Regions from separate parts of the Homo sapiens genome. Here regions 2 and 3 are each linked to region 1. Evidence: chromatin loops called from intact Hi-C (ENCODE). Cell type or tissue: endothelial cell of umbilical vein. All regions are shown on one strand.

What was found. A loop is a pair of places that touch in the nucleus more often than their neighbours do. Peaks named below come from ENCODE experiments on the same cell type or tissue, not always from the same donor. Only the 100,000 strongest peaks of a DNase experiment are listed, where the experiment ranks them.
Region 2: a loop joins it to region 1, with 4 times the contacts of the local background. A loop is called at or near these places in 6 of 110 quality-filtered maps.
Region 3: a loop joins it to region 1, with 4 times the contacts of the local background. A loop is called at or near these places in 31 of 110 quality-filtered maps.

Annotation. Positions count from the first base shown.
Region 1 is chr16:24,572,487-24,580,486 of GRCh38, forward strand. RBBP6 (RB binding protein 6, ubiquitin ligase) reads left to right here. Exons shown (of 18, transcript NM_006910.5): 18 at 1-377. Among named protein-coding and RNA genes, the nearest start is that of RBBP6, 37 kb to the left of the region's middle. RefSeq lists an enhancer at 2,930-3,589. In endothelial cell of umbilical vein, no CTCF peak of the experiment used is centred here; a DNase peak (open chromatin) is centred at 4,875; H3K27ac peaks cover 1,564 bases.
Region 2 is chr16:24,697,649-24,705,648 of GRCh38, forward strand. It overlaps a transcript of TNRC6A not described here. Among named protein-coding and RNA genes, the nearest start is that of TNRC6A, 28 kb to the right of the region's middle. In endothelial cell of umbilical vein, a CTCF peak has its summit at 3,602; DNase peaks (open chromatin) are centred at 3,533 and 4,093; H3K27ac peaks cover 2,181 bases.
Region 3 is chr16:24,685,675-24,693,674 of GRCh38, forward strand. It overlaps a transcript of TNRC6A not described here. Among named protein-coding and RNA genes, the nearest start is that of LINC01567, 19 kb to the left of the region's middle. RefSeq lists an enhancer at 566-1,065. In endothelial cell of umbilical vein, a CTCF peak has its summit at 3,662 (motif pointing left); DNase peaks (open chromatin) are centred at 537 and 7,347; H3K27ac peaks cover 558 bases.

The DNA of each region.
Region 1 (8,000 bases):
GTATTAAATTTTGTTATAATGTAAAGAGATTCAAGCCTTGTAAATAATGACATGGAAGACCCTGTGCTGCACTTAAAATATTGCTGCTTGATTATTTGATTTTTACATCAGAGCTTTATAACACGAACTTTTGTACAGAATTGTGAGTTGTGACCATGTAACATGAGAGGTTTTGCTAGGGCCTATTATTTTTAACCACCATTAATTAGTTGGGGTGGAGTTTACTGTAATGTGAAATTTTCACATTTGAATTTTTTAATTGCCTGGCAAAAGCTGATATAAGTTCTAAAATATCAGCAGAATGATTTGCTGAATTCATTACAACCCTGTTATGTCACTTTTTGATTACAATAAAAGTTTTCAGTAAACTTTTCAAATGTTGAGTATTTGCATTATTTACAGAAAGTAGTGCCATATCTGTATACTTAACCCACCAGATGCAGGTTGTATGTGTGTCTCCATTTTCCTATTTTAAAATTCTTAGTTTTTAATACAAGCTGAACTGAATATACAGAATTCTAAATTAAACATGGAAGATACATTTCATAGGTGGGCAGGTGGTAGAGGCCAGAAATGAATCAGGATTAATTGGAGATGTGGTTAAATAAATCTAGGAGAGTCTTGAATTACATAGAAATTCGAAGTTTGAACTTTCAAAATGGTTTGGATTTGAATATTAGAGATGCAGAATTGTGACTCGTTTATGGCCACGTATTTTTCTGGAAACCCTGATAAATAAGTATTAAATTCCTTGATAAAGGAGAATGCAGCTAAACCAGTGAGTGCTTGTGGCCTACCCAATCTGCCCAGTTGACAAGCAAGCGGTCATTACTTACGATGAGTTTCCTTTATTGCTGTGGTTCGGGAAGTGTACCTGGGGACAGTGAAAAGGTACTGAAAGGATGTGGGGAATGAGGGAGAGTAGGAATGGCACTTTAGAAACATAGTGGTATAAGTAGGGATTGAGATAATCTTTTTTTTTCTTATTTGAGATGGAGTCTCACTTTTTTTTTTTTTTTTTAATTGATGATTCTTGGGTGTTTCTCGCAGAGGGGGATTTGGCAGGATCGTAGGACAATAGTGGAGGGAAGGTCAGCAGATAAACAAGTGAACAAAGGTCTCTGGTTTTCCTAGGCAGAGGACCCTGCGGCCTTCCGCAGTGTTTGTGTCCCTGGGTACTTGAGATTAGGGAGTGGTGATGACTCTTAACGAGCATGCTGCCTTCAAGCATCTGTTTAACAAAGCACATCTTGCTCCGCCCTTAATCCATTTAACCCTGAGTGGACACAGCACATGTTTCAGAGAGCACAGGGTTGGGGGCAAGGTCATAGATCAACAGCATCCCAAGGCAGAAGAATCTTAGTACAGAACAAAATGGAGTCTCCTATGTCTACTTCTTTCTACACAGACACAGCAACAATCTGATTTCTCTATCTTTTCCCCACATTTCCCCCTTTTCTATTCCACAAAACCGCCGTCATCATCATGGCCCATTCTCAAGGAGCTGTTGGGTACACCTCCCAGACGGGGTGGCGGCCGGGCGGAGGGGCTCCTCACTTCCCAGAAGGGGCGGCCGGGCAGAGGCACCCCCCCACCTCCCGGACGGGGCGGCTGGCCGGGCGGGGGCTGCCCCCCACCTCCCTCCCGGATGGGGCGGCTGCCGGGCGGAGACGCTCCTCACTTCCCAGACGGGGTGGCTGCCGGGCAGAGGGGCTCCTCACTTCTCAGACGGGGCGGCTGCCGGGCGGAGGGGCTCCTCACTTCTCAGACGGGGCGGCTGCCGGGCGGAGGGGCTCCTCACTTCTCAGACGGGGCGGCTGCCGGGCGGAGAGGGGCTCCTCACTTCTCAGACGGGGCGGCTGCCGGGCGGAGGGGCTCCTCACTTCTCAGACGGGGCGGCTGCCGGGCGGAGGGGCTCCTCACTTCTCAGATGGGGCGGCTGCCGGGCGGAGGGGCTTCTCACTTCTCAGATGGGGCGGCTGCCGGGCGGAGGGGCTCCTCACTTCTCAGACGGGGCGGCTGCCGGGCGGAGGGGCTCCTCACTTCTCAGATGGGGCGGCTGCCGGGCGGAGGGGCTTCTCACTTCTCAGATGGGGCGGCTGCCGGGCGGAGGGGCTCCTCACTTCTCAGACGGGGCAGCCGGGCAGAGACGCTCCTCACCTCCCAGACGGGGTCACGGCCGGGCAGAGGCGCTTCTCACATCCCAGACGGGGCGGCAGAGCAGAGGCGGTCCCCACATCTCAGACGATGGGCCACTGGGCAGAGACGCTCGTCACTTCCTAGACGGGATGGCGGCCGGGCAGAGACGCTCCTCACCTCCCAGACGGGGTCACGGCTGGGCAGAGGCGCTCCTCAAATCCCAGATGGGGCGGCGGAGCAGAGGCACTCCCCACATCTCAGACGATGGGCCACCGGGCAGAGACGCTCGTCACTTCCTAGACGGGATGGCGGCCGGGCAGAGACGCTCCTCACCTCCCAGACGGGGTCACGGCCGGGCAGAGGCGCTCCTCACATCCCAGATGGGGCGGCGGAGCAGAGGCACTCCCCACATCTCAGACGATGGGCCACCGGGCAGAGACGCTCGTCACTTCCTAGACGGGATGGCGGCCGGAAAGAGACGCTCCTCACCTCCCAGACGGGGTTGCAGCTGGGCAGAGGCGCTCCTCACATCCCAGACGGGGCGGCGGGGCAGAGGCGCTCCCCACATCTCAGACGATGGGTGGCCAGGCAGAGACGCTCCTCACTTCCTAGACAGGATGGCGGCCGGGAAGAGGCGCTCCTCACTTCCCAGACTGGGCAGCTGGACAGAGGGGCTCCTCACATCCCAGAGGATGGGTGGCCAGGCAGAGACGCTCCTCACTTCCCAGACAGGGTGGCGGCCGGGCACAGGCTGCAATCTCGGCACTTTGGGAGGCCAAGGCAGGCGGCTGGGAGGTGGAGGTTGTAGCTAGCTGAGATCACACCACTGCACTCCAGCCTGGGCAACATTGAGCACTGAGTGAACGAGACTCCGTCTGCAATCCCGGCACCTCGGGAGGCCGAGGCGGGCAGATCACTCACGGTTAGGAGCTGGAGACCAGCCCGGCCAACACAGCGAAACCCCGTCTCCACCAAAAAAATACGAAAACCAGTCAGGCGTGGTGGTGTGCGCCTGCAATCGCAGGCACTCGGCAGGCTGAGGCGGGAGAATCAGGCAGGGAGGTTGCAGTGAGCCGAGATGGCAGCAGTACAGTCCAGCTTTGGCTCGGCATCAGAGGGAGACCGTGGAAAGAGAGGGAGAGGGAGGAGGGAGAGAGGGAGGAGAGGGAGGAGAGGGAGAGGGAGGAGGGGGAGGGAGGAGGGGGAGAGGGAGGAGAGGGAGAGGGAGGGGGAGGGAGGAGGGGGAGAGGGAGGAGAGGGAGAGGGAGGAGAGGGAGGAGGGGGAGAGGGAGGAGAGGGAGAGGGAGGAGGGGAGAGGGGGGAGAGGGAGAGGGAGAGAGAGGGAGAGGGAGAGCCGGAGTCTCACTCTTACCCAGGCAGGAGTGCAGTGGCATGATCTCGGCTCACTGCAACCTCTGCCTCCTGGGTTCAAGTGGATTCTCCTGCCTCCGCATCCCAAATAGCTGGGGTTACAGGTGCCGGCCACCACACCCAGCTAGTTTTTGTATTTTCAGTAGAGACAGGGTTTCACCATGTTGGCCAGGCTCATCTTGAACTCCTGACCTCGGGTGATCTGCCTGCCTCGGCCTCCCAAAGTGCTGGCATTATAGGTGTGAGTCACTGCGCCAGCCAGTCATCGATTTTAAGTGGTATACAGACATACTTTTTTTAAATGTGTTTTTTAAGTGCAATACTTACTAAGTGATTTTAAAATTTTAGAATGTTATATTTCTATAGGTGACAGGCAAGTACTGTAAAGATCATGAAAGCTGTTCAGAACTGAATTAGGGAAATGCTGCCTCTGAATCAAATTAACTTTCTTCTGAAGGGCCCTCCTTTCGTTGTGATGCTTAGATTACATTTGTTTATTCCCAGACACCCCTGTTGCACGGGATGGGATGTCTGGCCTAACCATTCCAACTCTACCCCACCCCACACACAACACACACTGCCATTTTGACTTTAAAATAATCCAGCTAGATTTACTGTTAATTCTTGCTAATCTGGACCAAAAATCTGGATTAGATCTCTCACGTTCATAGGATCTGGCACCCAGAACTTTTTTTATCATACATTCCATCATCCGAGGTCAGTTTCATTACCTAAGCTCGTTGTTCCTTAAGCTAAACTGACCTTTTCTTTAAGTGCAGTCCACTCCTATGATAATTTTCTAGTTACTCAGCACCTGTGGCAATTCCTCTCTTGGAGAAACACTGGAGTTAAGCTCTAATGTTTCATCCACGACTTGGTCTTCCAGCTCCATCCTTTGTTGGTCTTATTTGGGGCTGAAGTTTCAACTCATCCCCCAGTCTCTCTTCTTTCTACTCTTTCCCTTCACTAGTATCCTATGCCCTGTTGTTTCAGCCACACGCTAACATGCCCATAACCTGCTGCTCCTTACTCACCTTGCTGCACCCAAACAGCTAACCTTCAAACCCGGATTAAGGTGCTGAACACTGCTTAACAAAACTAGTCTTTGAAGACAATTTAAGAAGTAACTTATTTGCAAGGCACTGTGCCAGGTGCTTGGACTTCATTTAATCCTTAAAAATTCCAGTTGTACTTGATGTCTTGTGTTAAGCAGGAAAGTCCACTGCCAGTGAAGGCTCAGTCCAGCCTTGGATATTCAAGCCAGCTCCTAACTAATCCAACTCGCCCCTACTATGTGGAAGAGTAAGCCAGCAAGTAAGACTCCACCTCTTGCAGATCCCCAAAAAACCATGTCATGTCTCCCTATCTTTTGCACTCAGCTGTTTCATCTGGCTGGAATTTCCTTCCTCCTTTGCCTGCTTCATAATTTCCTGCTCATTGTTCAAGAGTTAGGTTGCTGTTACCAGGCGCGGTGGCTCACGCCTGTAATCCCAGCGCTTTGGGAGGCCGAGGCGGGCGGATCATGAGGTCAGGAGATCGAGACCATCCTGGCTAACACGAAGAAACCCCGTCTCTACTAAAAATACAAAAATTAGCCGGGTGTGGTGGTGGGCGCCTGTAGTCCCAGCTACTCGGGAGGCAGGAGAATGGCATGAACCAGGGAGGCAGAGCTTGCAGTGAGCTGAGATCGCGCCACTGCACTCCAGCCTGGGTGACAGAGCGAGACTCCGTCTCAAAAAAAAAAAAAGTTGCTGTTTTGGAATTATTCCCTCACAGTGCCCGCCCGCCCCCATACGTGCCTGAGGTGCGGTAGCATCCCTGGATATGCTGTAGTAACACCTTCCAAATTGTTTTCTGTGGGCTGTGTTTGGTTATCTCACTCACTGGACTGAGCATGACTTCCACAAAAAGTCTAGTTTATATTCCGGAAGCCAAACCATGCCTTGCACATAGTAACAAATGTTTGAAATAATGAAATTACCTTGTTTTAAACTTTGAGATTGTGTTTTGCCAAGCAAGTTAATTCTTACCCACACACTGGCCTAAAGAAATATGTGTAGAAGCTAGTAATAAGAGCAGACTTCACAGACAACCGGTGACATGTCCGTTTCTCAAGGGAGGGATTAATTTTTGGCCTACTGCAGGTTTGAAAAGTAGTATCCTTCAAGGACCTAGGTGTTTCTGTGTGCCAAGAATACTCCAGAGTGTTAAAATCAGGAGCTTAAAAATCACTCCTTTGCTAGTGTCAGCATGGCAAATGAAGGGAGCGAAACCTGCTCCAAAATATTTAAGCCAGGATTTCAGAGGAGCAAAAAGCTACTTAATAAACGTAATAGTTTATTCATCCCAGTCTGCGCAAGTGTCTCCGTGTACTTGTCCACTTTCCCTGTCTTTCAGCGCCTTTAATGAATGCTGTTCTTACTGTATAAAGCTAGACATAGAACAAAACCTCTGATTTGAAACATGTCCTTTCTGAGAGTTTTTATACCACTGCTCATTTACTTTAGCTTCAGCAGTTGTCTTATTTTTAACTAGAAAAAAGCCTCCTATATATAGTATGTATATATATACGTATGTATATGCGTGTATATATAAAATATAGAGAGCGAGCGTGTACCCTGCATTTTCTTTATGTCATAAACACATCCTTTGACATTAAATTTTTCCACAAACATTTTTAATTTTGAGAATTGGAATGGTCAGGAAAGAATAGACTTAAGGTCACCTACTTAAATCCTGGAGAAAGTGTACCATGAAGCTGCTGTATGTGAATAACTTCAGCATACGGATCTGAAAGAAATAGGATTAATAGGAACATTCAAAGACTTCAGGCAAATTCTTTCAGTATGGATCTAAAGTATAAACAGCTTATCAAGGCTCCTCTTTGATAAAAGCCTTTGAGATTATTTTTAGGATCATGTTAAAAGGACTTTTTAAAAATAACTATTGCTAATTCCTTTATGCACTTTACCTTTTATTAAATTTAATGAAGGGTGAACAGTGATCTCATATTAAAGCCAACACCAGCGTGAATCTTGCTTTTCCACTTTGCTTGAAATGTGGCTCTTTTGTAATTTACTATGAAGTTGGTTTGGCCAGTGTGAATGTTTTCAATTTAGGTTTCTATTTTTAAAGTCTCTGTGGTAAGATTTTCATATGAGAATGGACATACATTTAGAATTTAAAATCTTCTTTGGTAGAAACAACTGGAACCTTAATAATTTTTGGCGGGGTTGGGGGGGTTGTTTTTTTTTTTTGTTTAGAAACAGAGTCTCTCTCTCTCTCTGTTGCCCAGGCTGGAGTGCAGTGGCACAATCATAGCTCACTGCTTCCCCAACCTCCTGGACTCAAGCAATCTTCCCACCTCAGCCTTATGAGTAGCTGAAACTACAGGTGTGTGCCACCACACCTGGCTAATTAAAAATAATTTTTTTTTTTTTTTGTAGAGATAGGTCTTGCTGTGTTGCCCAGGCTGGTCTCAAACTCTTGGCCTCAAGAAATCCTCCTGCCTGGGCCTCCCAAAGTGCTGGGGTTACAGGGATAAGCCACCACACCTGGCCCATTAACAAAATTTTGATAATTGTTAAAATATGTTTTTACCTAGCTTAATGATATATAAAGCTGGTAGACTGATTTCTTTTTGTATCCTAAAAACTAAAACCAATAAACACAAATATGAAAAATGAAGCCAGGGAAAACTGTATTAGTGCTAGAAACTCAGGAAAAGACAGAAGGGGCAGACATAGCTAAAAATATGGCATTTCTGCCATAGCACCACATCTTAAAAGTTTTTTGTTGTTAATGGAGAGAAGGCGAAATAAAGACAACTGACAGTTCTCTCCTTGAGAAGGCAGATGGCCTCTTGGAAAGCTTGAATAGAAGATCTTGGGTATTAGGAACACACCATCATCTGAAGAAACAGGGATGGGCCATGGAGCAAATGAAGTTAATTTCCTTTGAAGTCACTTTGAATATGATGAAAATTGCACAAAGGAAACCTGAAGCGTAGGCTACCATGTTGACGGGGATGGAAGAAGATTCTGTCCAGAGACAGATTTGTTATAGCTGGTCTTGTTGCCAGGAAGGAGGCCGGATCACGCAGCCCTCATTCCCCTGGCTATTATGGGGGCTGAAGGGGGAAAATATGCAATTTTCAAAACATTATGGCACTGGTGCCAGAAGAGGCAGACAAGTCAGTGGAATTGAATACAACACCATAAATTGGCCCAAATATAATACACAACAGTTTGAGCATAAGTAAATGTGAAAAAGGATAGGTTTTTCAATAAGCTTTGAGTGAACTGGTTAACCACTTGGAGAAAAAAAAATCACATCTTAAAATTCTAGACTAAATATTGTTTATCCAAAATTTTATATATTTAGGATTTAAAATATTCTTTTGTATAAATTTTGGTACCAAAATAAAATGTTGATAATTGTGTGTTTTGACCTATCATATTACATTCCTGGATTATATTCTTCCCATCTTC
Region 2 (8,000 bases), 130 kb after region 1:
TACTCCAGCCTGGGCAACAGAGGGAGACCCTGTCTCAAAAACAAGTAAAAATATGGTCCGTAAACCTTCAACATCAGCATTACCTGGGAGCTTATTAGAAATGCAGACTGGGGCCGGGCATGGTGGCTCACGCCTGTAATCCCAGCACTTTGGGAGGCCAAGGCGGGTGGATCACAAGGTCAAGAGATCGAGACCATCCTGACCAACATGGTGAAACCCTGTCTCTATTAAAAATACAAAAATTAGCTGCATGTGGTGGCAGGCACCTGTAATCCCAGCTATCGGAAGACTGAAGCAGGAGAATCACTTGAACCTGGGAGGCAGAGATTGCACCACTGCACTCCAGCCTGGTGACACAGTGAGGCTCTGTCTCAAAAAAAAAAAAAAAAAAAATGCAGGCCAGGCACTGTAGCTCATGCCTATAATCCCAGCACTTTGAGGGGCCGAGGCAGGAGGACCGCTTGAGCCCAGAAGTTTGAGACCAGCCTGGGCAACATAGCGAGACCCCGACTCTACAAAAAAAATTAAAAAGAAAACAAAAAATGCAGAATCTCAGGCCTGCCCCAGATTCCAAATCAGAATCTACAGGGTCCTCAATGGATTCACAAGCACATTCATGTGGAAGAAGCGGTGGTTTGGGTATTATAAGAGTGTGGTTGAATGCAATCCAAGCAATATACATAGGCTGCCTGAACCCCCCAAGATTGGATTAAATGCCATTTGAGGCACCAGCAGTAGTGGGAAATGATCATAGGCAGTTGGAGTGAGAGACAAGGAACACGGCACAGTAGCCAGGAAGACCGGTGTGTGGTGCGCTTGGAGATATATTAAACACCCGTACATTCTTTACTGTGTTCCAGGGACCATTACAAGCACTGTGCAAATATTAGCATGTTTAGTCTCCTTGGCAGAGTTAGGAATCATTTCACAAGTGCATAAACTGAGGCATGGATAGAGTAAGTCACAGAGCTGGTAAATGCCAGAGCCAAGATGGAAACCCACTCGATTTATTTCCAGAGCCTGTGCTCCCTTCCTTGAGGTTTCCCTAGGGTCTTTGGGGAGGTTTTTTTTGTTTGTTTTTTTGGCAGAGTCTTGCTCTGTCGCCAGGCTGGAGTGCAGTGGCATGATCTCAGCTCACTGCAACCTCTGCCTCCTGGGTTCAAGCGATTCTCCTGCCTCAGCCTCCCAAGTAGCTGGGATTATGGGCATGTGCCATCACACCTGGCTACTTTTGTATTTTTAGTAGAGACGGGGTTTCACTATGTTGGCCAGGCTGGTCTCGAACTCCCAACCTCAGAGATCTGCCCACCTTGGCCTCCTAAAGTGCTGGGATTACAGGGGTGTGCCAACACTCCTGGCCCTTTGGGGAGAATTTTAAGGGAGCTGAAGAACCTACAGAGCGGGTATTGAATGGATAAGTGTTTCATGTTTCTGTTTTTTACCCACCTAGTCAGTGTGATTTGGGAAGCATGGGTTAAACATTGATTATCTCATTTAATCTTCAAAACTTCATTCCATCAAATCATATCTGTTGAGCACCAGTGTGTATGTGCCATGAACTGGGGATACACTGATGAACTAAGTCCTATTCGTGCCTCCACAGACTTAGTGAGGAGAGAGACAGGCAAAGAATTCTCACATGGTGTGAAAGTGGGCAGCACTACAGAGCACAGAAGAGAGACAATCAACCCAGGAGGACTTCCAGGAGGAAGAAAAGAGCCAGATGAGACCAAAAGGATGACTAGGAGATATTCAGGCAAAGCTGGGTTGAGTAAAATGTGCTCTTAGACCAGGCACGATGTCTCACACCTGTAATGCCAGCAGTTTGAGAGGCCAAGGCGGGAGAATTGCTTGAGGCCAGGAGTGCCAGACAAGCCTGGGCAACATAGCAAGATCCCATTTCTACAAAAAATTTTTAAAATGAGCTGGGCATGGTGGCGTGCACCTGTCATCTCAGATACTTGGGAGGCTGAGGTGGGAGAATCGCCTAAGGTTAGGATTCCAAGGCTGCAGTGAGCTATGATTGCGCCACTGCACTCCGGCCCAGGCAACAGAATGGAACCCTGTCTCTACCAAAAAAAAAAAAAAAAGCTTCTGAGAAAATAACAAATACAAAAGCCCAGAGATGGACAAGAGAGCACTGAGCTGAAGGGCCACAGATACCATTTCTTTAACAGTCAACCCTGAGGACTTGAGGGGTAAGAATTATTAATTTCCATTTTACAGATATGGACACCGAAGTTCTAAGAAGCTCAGCAATGTGCCAAGTGCTAGTGTTACACAGGAAATAAGTAGCAGAGACAGGCTTTAAATCTAGCTCTGATGCCAAAGGCTATGTTCCTTCCACCATGCTTGATTCTGCCCCTTCCAGAATCAGGGACCCTTTAGGTTCTGGGTGCCCAAAGTTTTTGACCCACAGTAACTCTAGTATCTGGTAATAGCTGGGATCAAAAGGTGCCCCAGAGGCTGGTCAAGGTGGCTCACACCTGTAATTTTAGCACTTTGGGAAACTGAGACGGGAGGATCACTCAAAGGCCAGGAGGAGTTCAAGACCAGCCTGGGCAACATAGTGAGACCCTGTGTCTGAATTTTTCTTTTTTTTTTTGAGACAGAGTCTCACTCTGTTGCCCAGGCTGGAGTGCAGTGGTGCGATCTTGGCTCACTGCAATCTCTGCTTCCCAAGTTTAAGCAATTCTCCTGCCTCAGCTTCCCAAGTAGCTGGGACTACAGACGCATGCCACCATGCCCGGCTAATTTTTGTATTTTTAGTAGAGACAGGTTTCACCATGTTGGCCAGGCTGGTCTTACGAACTCCTAACCTCAGATGAGCCTCCCCCCTTGACCTCTCAAAGTTTTGGGATTATAGGCATGAGCCACCGTGCCCAGCCTATGTCTGAATATTAAATAAATAAGTAAGTGGTGCTCCAGGGGGTTCCCTCACACTCTTCTCTTTCTCTTGCTGCACCCCTGAACCCTAATGACCTATGGATCTTCGTGGTAGAGGTGCCATATTGGCTGTGCTCAGTAACTAGGCTCAAAGTGCTGACCGCTGTGCCTGTCTGGCTGTCTTAGCCAGTGAGATGCTGTCCTTAGGCAATAGCCTACCTATATGTTTCAGCCGATCCCTGACCCCACACCTCTAGACATTCTCCACTAGCCAGCATGTTGAACATCTTTTCTCTTGCTTCTTTATAGCAAACCACTTGTTCCCTGCCACCCCATGTTCCGCCATGGCTACCACGTGGGCTGACGCCTTCACAGACATGTTTCTCTCGCTCTTTGGAATTGTCTGTCACTGACCCAATGCAATAAGGCTGCCCAATGTGCTCTGGTCATCCCAGGCTGAATTAATCAAAGTATAAGGCCCAGAACCAGGGAGGTGGACTTGGGTCAGCCCTAGCCCGGGAAGAACATTCAGTTCTGGGAGGAAGGGTGCCAAAAGGCAGTTAAGTTCAGAGGCAATTATCCAGAGAGCACGAGGCTCAAAGCCAAAATGTATGAGTAACATTGAAAGAATTGAGGTTGTGTGGACTGAAGCAGAGATGACTCAGGCGGAGACTATTCCCAAATGAGGCTGCAGGGGACTGCAGGGGGAGCTTCAGGAGCTGGGGCTCACTGCCACTAAGAATTCACTCCTCTGCTGGCATCTGGCTCTTCAATGCTCCCAAGCCTCTCTGAGTCTGAGTTCCCTCTCCCACCCACCTTACTAACTTTTTTTTCTTTTTTTTTTTTTTTGAGACGGAGTCTCGCTCTGTCGCCCAGGCTGGAGTGCAATGGCCATGATCTCAGCTCACTGCAACCTCCATCTTCTGGGTTCAAGCAATTCTCCTGCCTCAGCCTCCCGAGTAGCTGGGACTACAGGCGCATGCCACCATGCCTGGCTAATTTTTGTATTTTTAATAGAGATGGGGTTTCACCATGTTGGTCAGGCTAGTCTGAACTCCTGACCTCAGGCGATCTGCCCGTCTCAGCCTCCCAAAGTGCTCGGATTACAGGCGTGAGCCACAGTGCCCAGCCACTTACTAACTTGTCTAACCTCCTGGCTTCCGAAACCCATGGCCCTGCTATCCCTTCTGTCATTTTCACAAATGATTCTGCCTCTTTCCTCAGGAAATTGAGGCCAATAAGAAAAACATTCTCTGCACCATCAACTAATTGGTATCTGAACCCATCCTTTCCTCCTTCCTTCTGGTCTTATGGAAGAGAGACTGGACTCCTTCCAAGGTTAATTCTTCCACATGGACTTTGGAGTCCATCCATCAACTTTGTTCCTATTTCTTCCACATCTCACACTCCTATAAAGAAGCCTAAGTCTTTCCTGTACTGAAAAAAAACAAAAACAAAAAAAACACGCCTCTCAATAACCCCACTGATTGCCTCCTCTTCTATATGCAGGGACCATGTGTCTTCTCTTTCACATTTCACATGTAAACTCTATTTTCTTTTCTTTTCTTTTTTCTTTTTTTTTTTTTTTTTTGAGGCAGTGTCCACATTTCGCGTGTAAACTCTTTTTTCTTTTCTTTTTTCTTTTTTCTTTTTTTTTTTTTGAGGCAGGGTTTCGCTCTGTCACCCAGGCTGGAGTGCAATGGCACAATCTTTCCTCACTGCAGCCTCTGCCTCTGGAGCTCAAGTGATCTTCCCAGCTCAGCCTCCCGAGTAGCTGGGACTTCAGGCACATGCCACCATGCCCAGCTAATTTTTGTATTTTTTGTAGAGATGAGATCTTGCCATGTTGCCTAAGCTTGTCTTGAACTCCTGGGCTAAAACAAGCCACCCACCTCAGCCTCCCAAAGTGCTAGGATTATAGGCATGAGCCACCATGCCTGGCTCTATCAAATCTTCAAACCTTATCATAGTATACCACTGCTATTTAAGCTATTGCAGATTAGATTGGACCATATGAAATTGTCATTTTTTCAGTAACAGCTTTTTTGAGAAATAATTCACATACCCTACAATTCACACACTTAAAATATACAATTTGGCTGGGCACGGTGACACCTCTTGAAACCAGGGGTTCGAGGCTGCAGTGAGCTGTGATCATCCCACCGCACTTTAGCCCGGGTGACACAGTGAGATGCTAACTCTAAAAAAATAAAGCATACAGCCAGGCGCAGTGGCTCACGCCTGTAATCCCAGCACTTTGGGAGGCTGAGGCAGGCAGATCATGAGGTCAGGAGATCGAGACCATCCTGGTTAACATGGTGAAACACCGTCCCTACTAAAAATACAAAAAATTAGCTGAGCGTGGTGGCGGGCACCTGTAGTCCCAGCTACTCAGGAGGCTGAGGCAGGAGAATGATGTGAACCCAGGAGGCAGAGCTTGCAGTGAGCCGAGATCGCGCCACTGCACTCCAGCCTGGGTGACAGTGCGAGACTCTGTGTCAAAAATAAAATAAAATAAAATAAAATAAAATAAAATAAAATAAAGCATCCAATTCAATGGTGTTTAATACATTCACAGAGTTGTGCAACCATCACCACAATCAATTTTAGAATATTTTATTCACCACCTAAAAAACCCACATTCTTTAACTATCACCCCCATCTCCTGATCACTCACTCCCGGCCCCCAGCAACCACTAATCTACTTCCTCTCTCTATGGATTTACCTATTCGAGACATTTCATATAAATGGAATGACATTATATGTTGTTCTTTGTGTCTGGTTTATTTCACTTACCATAATGTTTTCAAGGGCCAACCATGCCATAGCATGTGTCAGTACTCAACTCCTTTTTATGCCAAATATTAGTCCATTGAATGGATGTGCTAAATTTTGTTAGCTAGATATGGTAGTGCACATCTGTAGTCTGTTACTCAGGAGGCCGAGGTAAGAGGATCACTTGAGCCCAGGAGATTGAGGCCAGCCTAGGCAACATAGTAAGATCCCATCTCAAAAAATAAATTAATATATAAAAACAAACATCATCTCTAGAGAGACAATTCCAGTGAAAAAATAAATTTTATTTATACCTTCATTCATTGATGGACATTTGAGTTACTTCTACTTTTTCCCTATTATGAATAAAACTGTTATAAACATTTATATGCAAGTTTTTGTGTGGATATATGCTTTCATTTCTCTTGAGTATACACCTAGAATTAGAGTTGGTGGGTAATATGGTAAACTCTATGTTTAGATTTTTTTTTGGCCGGGCGTGGTGGCTCACGCCTGTAATCCCAGCACTTTGGGAGGCCAAGGTGGACAGATCACCTGAGGTCAGGAGTTCAAGACCAGCCTGGGCAACATGGCGAAACCCCACCTCTACAAAAGATAGAAAGATCAACTGGGCGTGGTGATGCGTACTTGTAGTCCCAGCTACTTGGGAGGCTGAGGCAGGAGGATCACTTGAGCCCAGGAGGTCAAACCTGCAGTGAAATGTGTTCACACCACTGCACCCAGCCTGGGTGATGGAATGAGACCTTGTATCAAAAAAAAAAAAAAAAAAAATTTTTTTTTGGAGACAAAGTCTCCTTCTGTTGCTCAGGCTAGAGTGCAGTGGCACGATCTCAGCTCACTGCAAACTTCGCCTCCTAGGTTCAAGCAATTCTCCTGACTCAGTCTCCAAGTAGCTGGGGCTACAGGTGTGCACCACTGCACCTGGCTAATTTTTGTATTTGGTAGAGACTGGTGGGGGGCGGGAGGGCATTGCATGTGTGTATTCATATTTTTTAACATACATTGTGACATGATTCTGTGGAACAAATGCAGTGATATAAAATGCTTTTGAAAATTATAACATTAAGGCCAGGCATGGTGGCTCACGCCTGTAATCCAGCACTTTGGGAGGCCAAGGCGGGCAGATCACCTGATGTCAGCCTGGCCAACATGGTGAAACCCCATCTCTACTAAAAATACAAAAAGTAGCTGGGTGTGGTGGCACACACCTGTAATCCCAGCTACTCAGGAGGCTGAAGCAGGAGAATCACTTGAATCTGGGAGGTGGAGGTTACAGTGAGCCAACATCACACCACAGCACTCCAGCCTGGGTGACAGAACAAGACTCCGTCTCAAAAAAAAAAAAAAAAAAAAAAAAAAAAAAGAAAGAAAAAAATTATGACATTAAGTGAGTATAAGGGGGTATATTATTTACGTACTCACTTTTGTAGCAAATCCCCCAGCTGTGCACTTTTCTGGGTGCATGCAATACTTTCACAAGTAAATAAATATCTTTATTTAAAACAGTAATAACAGAAAATCTCAGCACACTAGGGCACGATGGTTCACACCTGTCCCAGCACTTTGGGAGGCTGAGGCAAGAGGATCACTTGAGGCCAGGAGTTTAAGACCAGCATGGGCAACATAACGAGACCCTGTCTCTACAAAAAAATTTAAAATGAACTTAAATTTTTTTTAATTTTTAAAAAGCTTAGCGCAAGTGGAGTCATTCTAGAAAGGTGATGCTAATGATTAGTACCTATATGGTATTTACTATGAACCAATCACTGTTCAAAACACCTTATTTATATTTATTCACTTAAATCCAGCAACAACCCTTTGAGCTAGATGCTATTATTAATTTTGTTTTACAGAGGCAGCAACCAAGGCACAGAGAGGCTAAGAAACTTGCCCAGATCACACAGTTAATGCATGGCACATCTAGAATTTCTAGAGTCTAGAACCAGCCAGGATGGCCTCTCAAACTCTATCTTATACAGACTATCTATTGATATTAGATGAATTTTTTTTTTTTTTTTGAGACAGAATCTCACTGTGTCACCCAGGCTGGAGTGCAGTGGCACGATCTCAGCTCACTGCAGCCTCCAACTCCCGGGTTCCAGTGATTCTCCTGCCTCAGCCTCCCAAGTAGCTGGGATTACAGGCACATGCCACCATGCCCAACTAATTTTTGTAATTTTAGTAGAGATGGCGTTTCGCCATGTTGGCCAGGCTGGTCTCGAACTCCTGACTTCTGGTGATCCGCCTGCCTTGGCCTCCTAAAGTGCTGGGATTACAGGCATGAGTCACCGCACCCAGCCTTAGGTGAATTCTTAAT
Region 3 (8,000 bases), 110 kb after region 1:
GCACTCTGAAAATGTCTTAAATTCTGGTGCCACTACCAACTATCTGGTGCCCTTGGGCGAGTCACTCCATCTCTCTGTGCCTCGGTTTGCTCATCAGTAAAATGGGTATGATAGTAATAACTAGGTTTTCTCTGTTGAGTTGTCATGAGGATTAAATGAGTTCTAGATCCAAAATGTGTAGAAATGTGCCTGACACAACAGTTGTCTATCCAGTTCCCAGTTCTGAAGGAGACAGAGGTCTTAGGTCTGGGCACAAAATGGATTCATCCTTCAGCCCTGGGTTGGCATGACCCCTAGAACTCTTTGTGGGCTAGCATTGCCATTCAGCCCTTAGTGCTGAGGATGTTGAGGGGCCTTGGAGGAGAGCCCACTGGACATTTCTAGTGAAAACCAGGACCTCTTGGACCTGGCTTCGTGGGGGTTAAGTCCAACCAGAACGTGTTTATTTTCCCCTGTGTCTGGAAGGGCCTCTCCGGTCTCCATGGCAACGCGATTTCCTGTCCTGGTTTTCTCTTGGATGAGATACCTGCTGAATGCAGAGGCGTCTGGGCAAAAGCCTGGGGTGGAGACGGGCTCTGGGGCAGTTCACTTTAACCACTTCCCTCACGCGAGCCGAGAGGCCAGCCTGGCCAGGACCCATGTCACCAGAGCCTTTGTTCACCAAGTCCAGACATCCAATTTAGGATGACATCATGGAATCCAGCCTGGAATCCTTGTTATGCCCCATTTTCTTTCTTTCTTCCTTTCCAAGGGTTTTGTTTCTTCTTGAGGCTGCAGAAACAGAGGCTCACACACATCCCCAATTTGCTAAGAATATTTCTAAACCCTTCTCATCACAGGCCATCCCCTGCGTCTGGGCACTTCATAAATAATTATTTACTCATTCTTTCTTTCATTTGTCAGTCATTTGATTCATTCAACAAACATTTGCATAGTAGATTAAGCGCCAAAATGATGTTGGAGCTGAAGAAGCAGAGAATAGATCTGGTCTTTTCTCTCAAAGAGCCTCTACTTGGTAAATGGAGACAGGCATGTAAATAAGCACTACACAATAGGATCGGTGCCGCGACAGAGGCCTCTGCAGGGGTGGTATGGCGTCACCGTGGGAAGCCCGAGCTCTGCTTTCTGCCTGCGTTTGGATTCCCCTCCTAAACCCCCTGGCCTTAGATAAATCTCACCCTGAGCCTCAGTATTCTCATCTGTAAAATGGGAATAACGATGGCACCTACTTGGATGGTTCGGAGTCTGCATTTGGAGTGGGACAGACATTCAGATTTCAGCTCTACCACTTACTAGCTCTGTGTCCTTGGGCAAGTTACTTATCCTGTCTGTTAAATGGGGACTGTCCTAGTGCCCACTTCACAGAGCTTTTTGAGGTTTAAATAAGTGAATGCATGCACTTAGAACAATGCTTTTAGTCTTGCCTGTCTTAAATACCGCTAACTCACGGAACCCTGTGAGTCCATAGGAGGGAGATACTAGGTCTCCCTAGGGAATTAGGGGATGGGCCCTACCAGAGGAGGCAGCATCTAGATAATTAGCTACTTATATAATATCCATTCAATGTCTACATCTCCCCTACTTGAGTGATGTTAGAGATCATGTGTGCCTCCTTTCTCCATCTTATCTCCACCTCCTACTAAAGCCCAAGGAGGTGGAACTCAGTGGATGTGTGGATGATGAATGACTAAAGGATGAATTCTAGCCTCTTTATCATGGCACGTAAGGTCTTTTACAATTTGGGTAAGATCCTCTTAGTCTAATTTCTGGAAATTCTTCTTGGCCCTATCACCTTGGGCTCTAATGGCAACAAACCTTAATAAGCCATGCATGGCCAGGTGCAATGGCTCATGCCTGTAATCCCAACACTTTGGGAGGCCAAAGCAGGAGGATGTCTTGAGTCCAGAGGTTCAACATTAGCCTGAGCAACATAGTGAGATGCCCTTTCCCATCTCTACAAAAATATTTTAAAAATTAGCTGGGTGAGGTGATGTGCACCTGTAGTCCCAGCTAGTCTAGGGGCTGAGGCAGGAAGATCACTTGAGCCCTGAGGAATCCAGGCTACAATGAGCTATGATCATGTTACTACACTCCCGTCTGGGTGACAGAGCAAGAGAAGGAGAAGGAGAAGGAGAGGAAGAGGAAGAGGAAGAAGAGGAAGAGGAAGAGGAAGAAGAAGAAGAAGAAGAAGAAGAAGAAGAAGAAGAAGCAGCTTATTCCAACTTTCTTGGACATGCTTCTTTTCTTTTCTTTTCTTTTCTTTTCTTTTCTTTTCTTTTCTTTTTTTTTTTTTTGTCGCCCAGGCTAGAGTGCAATGGCGCGATCTCTGCTCACTGCAAGCTCCGCCTCCTGGGTTCACGCCATTCTCCTGCCTCAGCCTCCCGAGTAGCTGGGACTACAGGTGTCCACCACCATGCCCTGCTAATTTTTTTTTTTTTGTATTTTTAGTAGAGACGGGGTTTTACCATGTTAGCCGGGATGGTCTCGATCTCCTGACCTCGTGATCTGCTGATCTTGGCCTCCCAAAGTGCTGGGATTACAGGTGTGAGCCACCATGCCCAGCCTGGACATGCTTCTTTTCTTAGCTAGTAGGTGAAACCCTACTCATTCTTGTATTCATACACTCACATTGTTTCAAAGTAACAAGTGTGATAATTGAAGGGATGGTGTACAGGCTTCTACAAGCTACACTGTGAATGAGATGGTGTCCTCTCACCACGGCCCTTTCCACCTCCTCTCCACCCTTCTGGAGCCACTTGAGGCATTGACCCTCACCTCCAGGGAAGCAGGAAAAGTGTGGAGTCTGATAGATAAAAACCAATTCTATTTCATCCTCTGTGTCAGTGATTGATTCAGAAATCCAGGCCTAAGTCAATCAGGACATGGCATTTGCCTAGAGATAAAGAATGATTTTAAGACTGGGCAATGACCCAACTAAGTCCAGTGAGGTCCAGAGGGAAGTCAGACAAGGGGCTCATGATCCTTAAGAGCGAGCCTCAGGATGCACACATCTCTCCCCTTCTGGAGATTCCTGAGTGTAGAAGCTAGGCCAGCACTGTAGCTGCTTTCTCTCTATGAGCCTAGGAATGAAACCTATATAGGAATGAACCAAGGGAAATGCACCCAGAGTCACTGGGTCAAATCAGACTTGAACTCTATTCAGAATCAGGACTTTATGGATACAATGAATTTCCACATTGGTTAAACCAGTTAGAGGTACGTTTTGGTTTAAAACAAATTGCCATGGCCAGGCACAGTGGCTCATGCCTGTAACCCAGCATTTTGGGAGGCCGACGCGGGAGGATCTCTTGAGCCCAGGAGTTCGGGGCTGTCATGGTCTATAATCATGCAACTGCACTCTAGCCTGTGCAACAGAGCCAAGGCCCTATTTCCAAAAGACAAAATAAACAAACAAAAAACACAAACAAAAAGCCAGGAACATCCTAACTATGCTAACTGGTGTAAACGTAACGAACTATTGTAACTGATATAAACGTGGGAATCTGACCTGGACAGAGGGTTGGCATCCAACCACTTGGAGATACTAACCATCAAGCTGCAACATAGACACAAACAAACAAGCAACACATGTTCTTCCAGAGAAGAGTGACATGATCACAGCCAACGCTTTAGGAAGAGCCCTCTGGTGGCAGCGAGGAAGGTGGGCAGGATTTGAGACCGGAGGCTTGGCCATGCAGCAAGAGGATGTCTGATATGGACATGGATCAAGAACAGATTGAAGAAGACATTTAGGAGTGAAGGCTGAAATCCGCACATTGATGAGAATTCTTCCTCAGACTCCAAATGTTCATAGTCCATGAGACCACATGATGGGCCTGGAGAAAATTTAGGAATATTCATTCATTTGCTCATTCATTCATTTATTCATTCATTTATCCATTCAGTACATTTTTCGGAGCTCCTATGTACCAGCACTGGGCTAGCCACTAGGGATAGAGCAATGAACAAGGCAGATACAAATTGCTGCCCTTATAGAGTGCACGTTTTAGTGGAGGAACAGACAATAAACAAAATGAATAAGTACACATATAAAGTCAGTTATATGGTGACACATGCTATGAGAAAAAAAAATTTGAGACAGGGTCTCACTTGTTGCCTAGGCTAAAATGCAGTGGTGCAATCATAGCTCACTGAAGCCTCGAACCCCTGGGCTCAAGCGATCACCTGCCTCAACTTCCCAGTTAGCTAGGACTATAGGTACCTACCACCAAGGCTGGCTAATTTTAAAAAATTTTTGTAGAGACTGGGTCTCATTATGTTGCCTAGGCTGGTCTCAAACTCCTAGGCTTAAAGTAAAAAAAAAAAAAAAAAAAAAAAAAAAAAAAAAAAAAATTTTTTTTTTTTGAGATAGGGTCTCATTCTGTCACCCAGGCTGGAACACATGGCTCACTCAAGTCTCAAACTCCTGGGCTCAAACAATCTTCTTGTCTCAGCCTCTTGAGTAGCTGAAACTACAGGCACATGCCACCATGCCCAGCTAATTTTTGTATTCTTTGTAGAGATGGGATCTCACCATGTTGCCCAAGCTGGTCTCAAACTCCTGACCTTAAGTGATCCTCCCATCTCAGTGTCCCAAAGTGCTGAGATTACAGGCATAAGCCACCGTGCCTGGACAAGAAAAAAAAATTTTAATGGAAAATGAATAGGAAATAACAAGGAAGGGAAATTATTTGGCCAGGAGTTCCCAATATATGGTCTTCAAAAGTGGAGGTTTTTTTCCTCAACAAAAAGCTTCAAGGGATGGTATCTTTCTGTATTCTATGGCAAACCAGGTGCACAGAAATAATTTCTATTATAATAAAATAGCCTTAATATTCATTGGGTGCCTACTACATGAAAACATCTGTTCACAAGTATTATTTTACTTCATCTCCATTTCATAGATAAGGGAAACAAAAGTCAGTGATGTGAAGAAAGTCACCCAAAATGGCACAGTGGCAGTAGTTCTGAACCCAAATCTATTCAACAACAAAGCAAAATACTTTGCTTTGCTTTTTAACTGTATGCCAAACCAGTAGGGTAATGCCTCTTAAATCCAAATTCAAGCAACTATAATCACTAGTACTTAATATGACAACTAAAGAGAAAATAAGTGAAAATAAGTTCTTTTCTTTCTTTTTTTTTTTTTTTGAGACGGAGTCTTGCTCTGTCGCCCAGGCTGGAGTGTAGTGGCGAGATCTCAGCTCACTGCAAGCTCCGCCTCCTGGGTTCACGCCATTCTCCTGCCTCAGCCTCCCAAGTAGCTGGGACTACTGGCGCCCGCCACCACGCCCGGCTAATTTTTTTTGTATTTTTGGTAGAGACGGGGTTTCACCGTGTTAGCCAGGATTCGTCTCGATCTCCTGACCTCGTGATCCACCCGCCTCGGCCTCCCAAAGTGCTGGGATTACAGGCCTGAGCCACCGCACCTGGCCCCTGATGAAATATTTCAAATGTGTTCCATGGGAAGAAATATAAGGTCTTTGGAGGGTAAAGATAGTTAAGCCTGCTCTCAAGCCCTGACTAGTCTTTTCTCTAATTAGTATTCTTTTCCTTTTTTAGAAACAGAGTCTTCCTCTATCACCCAGGCTGGGGTGCAGTGGTGCAGTCATAGCTCACTGCAACCTCGAACTCCTGGCCTCAAGTGATCCTCCCACTTTGGCTTTTCAGAGTGCTGGGATAACAGGCATGAGCCACTGCGCCCAACCCATTTTACATTTTTAAATAAAGCATCAAGCTCATAGACAACAATACAATGTAGATTCTGGAGAAAAAGGAAACATTTAGAAAAACATCTGAAAGGGGCTGAAAGGGCCAGACGCGGTGGCTCACACCTGTAATCCCAGCACTTTGGGAAGCCAAAGTGGGCAGATCAGTTGAGGCCAGGAGTTCGAGAACAGCCTGGCCAACATGACGAAACTCATCTCTACTAAAAATACAAAAATCAGCCAGGCGTGGTGGTGCATGCCTGTAGTCCCAGCTGCTCAGGAGGCTGAGGTGGGAGGATCACTTGAACCCGGGAGGCAGAAGTTGCAGTGAGCTGAGATTGTGCCACAGTACTCCTGCCTGGGCAACAGAGTGAGACTCTGTCTCAAGAAAGAAAAAGAAATAAAAGAAGGAAGGGAGGGAGGGAGGGAAGGAAAGAAGGACAGACATCTGGAAGGATACACTATAAACTCAGTGAACTGAGCAGAAAAGAGAAGCCCAGGACTGACAGCGGCAATTAAAGGACCCATCACCCTTAACTGCTAGGTTTTACCTTTTTTCAAAGGAGGATATATTCATATATTATGTGTGCAACTAAAATAATTTTCTAGCAAGTTAACTTACAATTTAAAAAAAAGAATGAGTGAATAGGAGAGGAGCGAGGCAACACAAGTCAGGGTGTCCACAAAGTATACTTTGCTTTCCTTTTTGACCATTGGGTCTCTAACATGGGGTTTCCATGCTACAGGGTTTCTTTTGTACAAGAAATAGACAGGGAGTCCGTTCTCTGAAATCTAGTTGAGTCGTGGCTCTAAGCAGCAAAGATCTTCATCCTTCTTGGTCTATTTCTGGCCTCCAACAAACCTTAGGGAACCTCTGGAGATTGTAATTTTAAAATACAAAAGGGAGGCCGGGAGTGGTGGCTCACACCTGTAATCCCAACATTTTGGGAGGCTGAGGCAGGCGGATCACTTGAGGCCAGGAGTTCGAAACCAGCCTGGTCAACATGGTGAAACCCGTCTCTACTAAAACTACAAAAATTAGCTGGGCATGGTGGTGGGCGCCTGTAGTCCCAGCTACTCAGGAGGCTGAGGCAGGAGAATCACTTGAACCCGGGAGATGGAGGTTGCAGTGAGCTGAGATCGCACCACTGCACTCCAGCCTGGGCGACAGCGTGAACCTCCATCTCAAAAAGTAAAATAAAAGAAAATAAAATAGAGGGGATAAATAAAATAAAACAAAGTAAAGTAAAATAAAATAGAAAAGAGGCTGCAGTGAGCCGTGATTGTGCCACTGCATTCCCACCTAGGCAACAGAGCAAGACCCTGTCTTAAAAAAAAATTATATATATATGTGTATATATTATACATATATATATGGTGTCATATTATACATGTAACTCTGAAATTTACACAAGAGGCAGTCAATTCTAGACATCTAACACCTCACCAGGAGCTGTTCTTAGTGAAAACTCAGGGAGGAAAAACAGGGGCACTAATATTTATCACAGTTCCTGTAGGCACTAGACACTGCACTAAACTACTTATCACAAATCTCAGAGGTCTCCGATTTGAGCCAAAGTCATATTTACATTCGGGTAAACCGGTAATATATTCCTCACTGTAGTCTACTTAAAATAATAATTTAATAAGCCGAATAATCCTATGAAAAATAATAATAAACACACTCACACTATTAAGATGATGTAGTGAGATACTGACTCATTTTATTTCCAGCGGATTTCCCTCCCTTGTTCTAAGAAGGACACCAAACTTTGTGTTCTCTCACGAGAAGAGGGTTGCAGTGGCTCACATCTGTAATTCCAGCACTTTGGGAGGCCGAGGTGGGAGGATCACTTGAGTCCAGGAGTTCAAGACCAGCGTAAGCAAAGTGAGATCCAGTCTCTACAAAAAAAAAAAAATTAGGCCAGACGCAGTAGCTCACGCCTGGAATCCCAGCTCTTTTGGAGGCCGAGGCAGGCAGATCACTTGAGGTCAGGAGTTCGAGACCAGCCTGGCCAAGGTGGTGAAACCCCGTCTCTACTAAAAATACAAAAATTAGCCCAGCATGGTGGTTGCACACCTGTAATCCCAGCTACTCGGGAGGCTGAGGCAGGAGAATCGCTTGAATCCGGGAGGCAGAGGTTGCAGTGAGCCGAGATCGCGCCACTGCACTCCAGCCTGGGTGACAGAGCGAGACTCCATCTCAAAATACATAAACAAATAAAATAAAAAATTATCCAGGCATGGTGTCATGCACCTGTCATCCTAGCTACTCAGGAGACTGAGATGGAA